Linked DNA regions of Homo sapiens: region 1 is linked to region 2. The links are chromatin loops, found by intact Hi-C in ENCODE. Cell type or tissue: dorsolateral prefrontal cortex. All regions are shown on one strand.

What was found. Peaks named below come from ENCODE experiments on the same cell type or tissue, not always from the same donor. Only the 100,000 strongest peaks of a DNase experiment are listed, where the experiment ranks them.
Region 1: it touches region 2 in a loop (1.0-fold over the local background); 5 of 110 quality-filtered maps call a loop at or near these places.

What each region holds. Positions count from the first base shown.
Region 1 is chr12:111,827,892-111,832,891 of GRCh38, forward strand. No RefSeq gene overlaps it. Among named protein-coding and RNA genes, the nearest start is that of MAPKAPK5, 12 kb to the right of the region's middle. In dorsolateral prefrontal cortex, no CTCF peak of the experiment used is centred here; no DNase peak of the experiment used is centred here.
Region 2 is chr12:111,751,328-111,756,327 of GRCh38, forward strand. ACAD10 (acyl-CoA dehydrogenase family member 10) reads left to right here. Exons shown (of 21, transcript NM_025247.6): 19 at 2,445-2,588; 20 at 4,341-4,418. Among named protein-coding and RNA genes, the nearest start is that of ALDH2, 13 kb to the right of the region's middle. RefSeq lists an enhancer at 4,993-5,000. In dorsolateral prefrontal cortex, CTCF peaks have their summits at 2,033 (motif pointing right) and 2,233; DNase peaks (open chromatin) are centred at 2,064 and 3,535; H3K27ac peaks cover 1,202 bases.

The sequences.
Region 1 (5,000 bases), 77 kb after region 2:
CAATGAAGATGGCCTGAGAAAAACCTGTGACAGCTTGGCAGAATTCAGAAGGATGAGACATCACTCCAACTGAGCCACGAAAATATGGTCTGGAGGCAGGGAACATAAGCCCAATTCACACTTCAGCTATGACAGAAAATATCCTCTCCATTTACATAGGGCGTACACCGAGTAAATGACTTTGTAACTTTACTTCATTCTCTTCTTTTACATAGGGTGTACACTGAGTAAATGACCTTGTAACTTTACTTCATCCTCTTTATTTACATATGGCGTACACCAAGTAAATGACTTTGTAGCTCTACTTCATCCTCTTCATTTATGTAGGACATATACCAAGGAACTGATGGAAACTTCTAGAGGGTATTTAAACCCCAAAACATTCTGTAATGGGGCCCTTGAGCCCCTATGCTCAGCCTGCTACCACACTGTGGAGTATACTTTCATTTTCAATAATTTTCTTCATTTCTTTCCTTGCTTTGTGCGTTTTGTCCAATTTTTTGTTCAAGACACCAAGAACCTGGACACCCTCCACCGGTGACACAACCATCAGGCAATAGGGGTACACCTGGGAAGGACAAGGGACAGTTAGTGCAGTGAGGAATGGGAGGCAGGGCCGAGTCTCTCTGAGCTGGGAGGCTGCTCCTTCTGGCCTCTCCAAAGCCTCACTGCTTCCATTTCCCGAGGCAGATAAGGACTGCCTCAGCCTGGGACAAAACGACCTCTCTGTGTCCACAGCCACCCACAATTGGCATAATGTTCCAGTCTCACTTCCCAGGAGCCTCTGAAGGGCCCAGCTTGGGTCAGATGGCCATTCCTGGGCCAGTCAGCTATGGCCAGGGGATGGGGTCACATGGCACCCACATGAAGCAAGGCCTATCCCTTAAGTAGGGGCTGTTGAGTGACAGGAACCGTGGAGGTGTTGACAGCCGCTCCTCAAAGTATGGTCCTAGACTGAGCAGCAGCACTTACATCACTCGGCAGCTTCTTAGCAATACAGAATCTCAGGCCCCACCCCACACCTAAGGAATCAGAATCTGCTTATTTATTTATTTATTTTGATGATAGGTGCATGCCACCACACTTGGCTAATTTTTGTATTTTTAGTGGAGTCAGGGTTTCTCCATGTTGGCCAAGCTGATCTCAAACTCCTGACCTCAAGTGATCCACCCGCCTCAGCCTGCCAAAGTGCTGGAATTACAGGCGTGAGCCACCGCACCCAGCCTGTAGCCCACATATTGATCCTGTCTGTTCTTTTTTTCTTTTTATTATTATTATTATTATTATACTTTAAGTTTTAGGGTACATGTGCACAATGTGCAGGTTAGTTACATATGTATACATGTGCCATGCTGGTGTGCTGCACCCATTAACTCATCATTTAGCATCAGGTATATCTCCTAATGCTATCCCTCCCCCCTCCCCCACCCCACAACAGTCCCCAGAGTGTGATGTTCCCCTTCCTGTGTCCATGTGTTCTCATTGTTCAATTCCCATCTATGAGTGAGAACATGCGGTGTTTGGTTTTTTGTCCTTGCGATAGTTTACTGAGAATGATGATTTCCAATTTCATCCATGTCCCTACAAAGGACATGAACTCATCATTTTTTATGGCTGCATAGTATTCCATGGTGTATATGTGCCACATTTTCTTAATCCAGTCTATCATTGTTGGACATTTGGGTTGGTTCCAAGTCTTTGCTATTGTGAATAGTGCCACAATAAACATACTTGTGCATGTGTCTTTATAGCAGCATGATTTATAGTCCTTTGCGTATATACCCAGTAATGGGATGGCTGGGTCAAATGGTATTTCTAGTTCTAGATCCCTGAGGAATCGCCACACTGACTTCCACAATGCTTGAACTAGTTTACAGTCCCATCAACAGTGTAAACATGTTCCTGTTTCTCCACATCCTCTCCAGCACCTGTTGTTTCCTGACTTTTTAATGATTGACATTTTAACTGGTGTGAGATGGTATCTCGTTGTGGTTTTGATTTGCATTTCTCTGATGGCCAGTGATGATGAGCATTTTTTCATGTGTCTGTTGGCTGCATAAATGTCTTCTTTTGAGAAGTGTCTGTTCATATCCTTTGCCCACTTTTTGATGGGATTGTTTGTTTTTTTCTTGTAAATTTGTTTGAGTTCATTGTAGATTCTGGATATTAGTCTTTTGTCAGATGAGTAGGTTGCGAAAATTTTCTCCCATTTTGTAGGTTGCCTGTTCACTCTGATGGTAGTTTCTTTTGCTGTGCAGAAGCTCTTTAGTTTAATTAGATCCCATTTGTCAATTTTGGCTTTTGTTGCCATTGCTTTTGGTGTTTTAGACATGAAGTCCTTGCCCATGCCTATGTCCTGAATGGTAATGCCTAGGTTTTCTTCTAGGGTTTTTATGGTTTTAGGTCTAATGTTTAAGTCTTTAACCCATCATGAATTAATTTTTGTATAAGGTGTAAGGAAGGGATCCAGTTTCAGCTTTCTACATATGGCTAGCCAGTTTTCCCAGCACCATTTATTAAATAGGAAATCCTTTCCCCATTGCTTGTTTTTCTCAGGTTTGTCAAAGATCAGATAGTTGTAGATCTGTGGCATTATTTCTGAGAGCTTTGTCCTGTTCCATTGATCTATATCTCTGTTTTGGTACCAGTACCATGCTGTTTTGGTTACTGTAGCCTTGTAGTATAGTTTGAAGTCAGGTAGCGTGATGCCTCCAGCTTTGTTCTTTTGGCTTAGGATTGACTTGGCAATGCGGGCTCTTTTTTGGTTCCATATGAATTTTAAAGTAGTTTTTTCCAATTCTGTGAAGAAAGTCATTGGTAGCTTGATGGGGATGGCATTGAATCTATAAATTACCTTGGGCAGTATGGCCATTTTCACAATATTGATTCTTCCTATCCATGAGCATGGAATGTTCTTCCATTTGTTTGTATCCTCTTTTATTTCATTGAGCAGTGGTTTGTAGTTCTCTTTGAAGAGGTCCTTCACATCCCTTGTAAGTTGGATTCCTAAGTATTTTATTCTCTTTGAAGCAATTGTGAATGGGAGTTCACTCATGATTTGGCTCTCTGTTTGTCTGTTACTGGTGTATAACAATGCTTGTGATTTTTGTACATTGATTTTGTATCTTGAGACTTTGCTGAACTTGCTTATCAGCTTAAGGAGATTTTGGGCTGAGACAATGGGGTTTTCTAGATATACAATCATGTCGTCTGCAAACAGGGACAATTTGACTTCCTCTTTTCCTAATTGAATACCCTTTATTTCCTTCTCCTGCCTAATTGCCTTGGCCAGAACTTCCAACACTATGTTGAATAGGAGTGGTGAGAGAGGGCATCCCTGTCTTTTGCCAGTTTTCAAGGGGAATGCTTCCAGTTTTTGCCCATTCAGTATGATATTGGCTGTGGGTTTGTCATAGATAGCTCTTATTATTTTGAGATATGTCCCATCAATACCTAATTTATTGAGAGTTTTTAGCATGAAGGGTTGTTGAATTTTGTCAAAGGCCTTTTCTGCATCTATTGAGATAATCATGTGGTTTTTGTCTTTAGTTCTGTTTATCTGCTGGATTACATTTATTGATTTGCATATATTGAACCAGCCTTGCATCCCAGGGATGAAGCCCACTTGATCATGGTGGATAAGCTTTTTGATGTGCTGCTGGATTTGGTTTGCCAGTATTTTATTGAGGATTTTTGCATCAATGTTCATCAAGGATATTGGTCTAAAATTCTCTTTTTTGGTTGTGTCTCTGCCCGGCTTTGGTATCAGGATGATGCTGGCCTCACAAAATGAGTTAGGGAGGATTCCCTCTTTTTCTATTGATTGGAATAGTTTCAGAAGGAATGGTATTAGTTCCTCCTTGTACCTCTGGTAGAATTCGGCTGTGAATCCATCTGGTCCTGGACTCTTTTTGGTTGGTAAGCTATTGATTATTGCCACAATTTCAGCTCCTGTTATTGGTCTATTCAGAGATTCAACTTCTTCCTGGTTTAGTCTTGGGAGAGTGTATGTGTCGAGGAATGTATCCATTTCTTCTAGATTTTCTAGTTTATTTGCGTAGAGGTGTTTGTAGTATTCTCTGATGGTAGTTTGTATTTCTGTGGGATCGGTGGTGATATCCCCTTTATCATTTTTTATTGCGTCTATTTGATTCTTCTCTCTTTTTTTCTTTATTAGTCTTGCTAGCGGTCTATCAATTTTGTTGATCCTTTCAAAAAACCAGCTCCTGGATTCATTAATTTTTTGAAGGGTTTTTGTGTCTCTATTTCCTTCAGTTCTGCTCTGATTTTAGTTATTTCTTGCCTTCTGCTAGCTTTTGAATGTGTTTGCTCTTGCTTTTCTAGTTCTTTTAATTGTGATGTTAGGGTGTCAATTTTGGATCTTTCTTGCTTTCTCTCGTGGGCATTTAGTGCTATAAATTTCCCTCTACACACTGCTTTGAATGTGTCCCAGAGATTCTGGTATGTTGTGTCTTTGTTCTTGTTGGTTTCAAAGAACATTTTTATTTCTGCCTTCATTTCGTTATGTACTCAGTAGTCATTCAGGAGCAGGTTGTTCAGTTTCCATGTAGTTGAGCGGTTTTGAGTGAGTTTCTTAATCCTGAATTCTAGTTTGATTGCACTGTGGTCTGAGAGACAGTTTGTTATAATTTCTGTTCTTTTACATTTGCTGAGGGGAGCTTTACTTCCAACTATATGGTCAATTTTGGAATAGGTGTGGCGTGGTGCTGAAAAAAATGTATATTCTGTTGATTTGGGGTGGAGAGTTCTGTAGATGTCTATTAGGTCCGCTTGGTGCAGAGCTGAGTTCAATTCCTGGGTATCCTTGTTAACTTTCTGTCTTGTTGATCTGTCTAATGTTGACAGTGGGTGTTAAAGTCTCCCATTATTATTGCTTGGGAGTCTAAGTCTCTTTGTAGGTCACTCAGGACTTGCTTTATGAATCTGGGTGCTCCTGTATTGGGTGCATATATATTTAGGATAGTTAGCTCTTCTTGTTG
Region 2 (5,000 bases):
TGTGGCCAGGTGTGGTGACACTCCCAGCACTCTGAGAGGCCGAGGCAGGCAGATTGCTTGAGCCCAGGAATTTGAAACTAGCCTGGGCAATACGGCAAAACCTCATCTCTATAAAAAATAAGGCTGGGCGCGGTGGCTAACGCCTGTAATCTCAGCACTTTGGGAGGCTGAGGTGGGCGGATCACTTCAGGTTAGGAGTTTAAGACCAGCCTCGCCAACATGGTGATACCCCGTCTCTACTAAAAATACAGAAGTTAGCTGGGCATGGTGGCACATGCCTGTAATCCCAGCTACTTGGGAGGCTGAGGCAGGAGGATCACTTGAATCCAGGAGGCGGAGGTTGCACTGAGCTGAGATTGCACCACTGCACTCTAGCCGGAGTGACAAAGCAAGACTCCATCTCAAAAAAAAAAATTAAAATTAAAAAATTAAAAATAGTAGCCAGGTGGGGCTGGGTGTGGTGGCTCATACCTGTAATTCCAGCACTTTGGGAGGCCGAGGTGGGCAGATCACCTGAGGTCGGGAGTTCGAGTCCAGCCTGACCAACATAGAGAAACCCTGTCTCTACTAAAAATATAAAATTAGTTGGACGTGGTGGCGCATGCCTGTAATCCCAGCTACTTGGGAGGCTGAGGCAGGAGAATCGCCTGAACCCGGGAGGTGGAGGTTGCGGTGAGCCGAGATCGCACCATTGCACTCCAGCCTGGGCAACAAGAGCGATACTCTGTCTCAAAAAAAAAAAAAAAAAGTAGCCAGGTGTGGTGGCACACATTTATAGTCCTAGCTACTCAGGAGGCTGAGGTGGGAGGATCTCCTGAGCCTGGGAGGTCGAGGCTGCAGCGACCTGTGAGTGTGCCATTGCACTGCAGCCTGGGTAACAGAGCAACACCCTGTCTGGGAAAAAAAAAAACAAACAAAAACAGGCTGTTAGCTTTGATGCAAAATAATGTTTTGTTGTTGTTGTTGTTGTTGTTGTTATTGTTTTAAGCAGGCTGGCCGGGTGCTGTGGTTCATGCCTGTAATCCCAGCACTTTGAGAGGCCAAGGCAGGCAGATCACCTGAGGTCAGGAGTTCAAGACCAGTCAGGCCAAAATTATGAAACACCCCATCTCTATTAAAAAAATACAAAAATTAGCCAGGTGTGGTGGCAGGCACCTGTAATCTCAGCTACTTGGGAGGCTGAAGCAGGAGAATCACTTGAACCCCGGGAGGCAGAGGTTGCAGTGAGCCGAGATCGCGCCACTGCACTCCAGCCTGGGCAACAAAAGCGAAACTCTGTCTCAAACAAACAAAAAGGCTACAAAACCATATATAGAGTGTGGCTCCCGTTTTTGGAAAAAATAAGTATATATAAAAAAACTATAGAAGGATAGAGGAGAATATCCACCAAATATTAACTAGTGGTGACTAGATGGTGGGATTCTAGGTGCTCTTACTGTCTTCTCTTTTTTTGTTCTGAAAACAGGTAGTTTTTCTGCCATGAGATAAATTATTTGTGTAGATTGTTTTTAGTGAAAAAAAAAAAAAAAAACTAGGCTGGGTGTGGTGGTTCATGCCTGTAATCCCAACACTTGGGGAGACCAAGGCAGGAGGATTGCCTGAGTCTAAGAGTTTGAGACCAGTCTGGGCAATGTAGTGAGACCCTGTCTCTACAAAAAATTGGAAAGTTAGCTAGATGTGGTGGTTCTTGCCTGTGGTCCCAGCTACTCAGGTGGCTGAGGTAGGAAGATTGCTTGAGCCCGGGAGGCGGAGGTTGCAGTGAGCCAAGATCACGCCACTGCACTCCAGCCTGCGCAACAAAGTGAGACCCCGTCTCCAAAAAAATAATAAAAAAAAGAAGGAAAAAGAATAAATAAAACAAGAAAAAAAAAGGAATACTTAGAACCTTTTCTGATGCCTTGTGACTTTCAGAATTTAAAATCCCCCTTGCAGATAAGGCCACCCACGGCGGAAGGCCGGGAGCGAGACGGGGCTGAGGGGACCTTGCTCCCATTGGAGCTGCAGGGCAGGAAGGGGTGCTGCGGTCAGCAGAGGGCACCCTTCGCCTGCGCCGTGTGCAGTGCCTGCAGTCACTCCCTCATTCCCAGGAGTAGCCTTGGGTCAGATGCTGGCTCAGATCTATAACTGCTCCTGTCTGGTAGCCAGGCCTGCCCAGATGTGCAATGGCTGGAATAAAGGGTTCTTGGAAGCAATTTGTTACAGGCACCCTGTGGGCTGTGGCTGGCTGTGGCACACGTGAAGGTTGTGTGTCAGACCTACTCCCTGGACATGGCGCATGGCTGCACACAGGCACCTTGGCTGAGAAGATGCACAGTCCTGGTTTCACTCTCCTCCCCTGCCCTGTCCTGTCTGCTTCCACCCAGCTCTGCAGGCCACCAGCCCCCGCCTCTCGTGGCCACCCCCAGCCCAGCATGTCCTCAGCCGCACATCTCCTGTGTCGACAGGTGAAGTCCCGCTTGGCTTTTGGGAAGCCCCTGGTGGAGCAGGGCACAGTGCTGGCGGACATCGCGCAGTCGCGCGTGGAGATTGAGCAGGCACGGCTGCTGGTGCTGAGAGCTGCCCACCTCATGGACCTGGCAGGAAACAAGGTAGGGGCAGGGGCACGAGGGGGCCTCCCAGAGGCAGAGATTCTTCCTCCTCACTCAGCAAAGCATGAGAGCCTGGCTTCTTGACATTAGAAACTTTATTTCACCTCTACTTGGAGCTGTTTGGGCAGTTTTTCAAAAATTGGAAAGGCACAAGAAGAGAGGACTGGCCTTTGTGTTTTACTGACCTGGTGAGCTGCTTAGTCCAAGGCAGTGGGTCTGATGGGGCCACAGGGCCCCTGGGTGGCCCTGGACTCCCAGGGCCATTGGTGGAGGTGTTGGGCAACCTAAGAGTAAGGCAGGGAAAAGGGACCCTCTGCTGGCCTTCATCTGAATATTGAATTAACAAAAATAGAAGCTTATTTTCAAGTGTGACATTAGTCATTCACTAAGGCTCTTTTTAACCTTTTATTTATTTATTTTTTGAGACAGGGCCTTGCTCTGTAGCCAGGCTAGAATGCAGTGGTACATCATGGCTCACTGAAGCCTCAGCCTCCCAAGTAGCTGGGACTCCAGGCGCAAACCTCCATGCCCAGCTAATTCTTTATTTTTTGTAGAGACCGGCTCTCACCATGTTGCCCAGGCTAACTAAGGCTCTTTCTAAGTGCCTGTGATGACCAAGCACAATGCCATGTTGACCTTGCTTTGTCCAGCTTTCTGTGGGGCAGCCTCCAACCCCACCCAAGACCCTCAACCATCAGGGACCAACCCATGCTCATGCTCACAGTTCCTGGTTCTTTGACGCTGGCGTGCTAGATATGGTGGAGGCTGCTGGGTGTCTCCCTTGAACACCCTGCCCCAGGGCAGATCACTGTAGCTCGGTTTCCCAGAGCCCTGAGTGGCCTTGGTCCACTGCTGCTTGGAGGCAGAGCTGGCCGTGACCCTGAGCAAAGCACAGGACCCTCCCCTTATCCCTTCAGTGTGTGCTGGCTGTGTTCCCCGTCATCTGGGAAGACAGCCACATTCTGCCAGCACTTGCTTCGCATCTTGTGACATAAGATAATAGTTGCCAACATGGCGCCCTTCATCCCTGGGTGCTGTCAAGCCGTACACCAGGCAGGGGCAGCCTCACCCAGCTCACATCAGCGAGACCTTGGGGCCTCTGTTTTGGACGGTGGTGTTTGACTTCTTGCTGGGAATCTGATCATTCTTCCAGGCTTTCTGCCTTCGGGTCTTTTTTGTGGTTTAGTTTTTCGTTTTGTTTTTGAGAGACAGAGTCTCACTCGGTGGCCCAGGCTGGAGTAGAGTGGCACAATCTTGGCTCACTGCAACCTCCGCCTCCCGGGTTCAAGCAGCTCTCTTGCCTCAGTTTCCCAAGTAGCTGGGACTACAGGTGTGCACCATCACGCCCAGCTAATTTTTGTATTTTTTAGTAGAGACTGGGTTTCACTATATGTTGGCCAGGTTGGTCTCAAACTCCTGACCTCAGGTGATCTGCCCGCCTCGGCCTCCCAAAGTGCTGGAATCACAGGCCTGAACCACCGCGCCTGGCCTGTTGTTTGTTTTTGAGAGGGGGTCTCACTCTGTTGTCCAGGCTTGAGTGCAGTGTTGCAATCTCAGCTTACCACAGCCCCCAACTTCCCAGACTCAAACAATCCTCTCACCTCAGCCTCCTGAGTAGCTGGGACTACAAGCACATGCTACCACACCCTGCTAGTTTTTGTATTTTTAGTAGAGATGGGGGACGGGGGGGCCTCACTCTGCCACCCAGGCTGCCCTCGGGTCTTTTATGATCGCATCTCCTCCTCCTTACAGGCTGCAGCCTTGGATATAGCCATGATTAAAATGGTCGCCCCGTCCATGGCCTCCCGAGTGATTGATCGTGCGATTCAGGTGAGCACAGACCAGACAGTTGGCTTATTTGAACCATCAATACTAGATGCCAAACTCTCCTATCTTCAGCCGCCCAGCCTCCCATAGACCCTGGCAGATGCCCTGTGTCACCCACTCACCATGCATGCAACTTTCCTTTTCCTCTTCAGAATGACCCAGCAAGGTGGGAGGTGCCATCGTACCCCCATTTTGAATGTGAGGAAACAGGCACAGAAAAGTGAAGTGACTTGTCCAGGTCACTGAGCTTGCAAGTAGCTGACCTCAAATTCACATGAACTTGGGTTTTCATAAGCCCAGAGCCCAGGCTCTTTCCCATGCAGGGGGGCCGCCTCCTTAGATCCTAACCCCCGGCCCCAGCACAGGGCAGAAGGCACCTGCAGAGTGGGCCTGGGGAGTCTGGAGGCCGTGGGATGGCAGGTGTGGCCCCATGGAAGCCCTCTGGAATATTAGTGATTGTATCACATAGGTGCCACAGGGAAGTCCGGGAAGATGGTTGTTATGGGCCATCAAGAGCAGGCTATCATTCCTGGGGCTCTCGGAGACAAGGGCTGACCCAGGGCCGCCTCCCTCCACTCTGTGTCT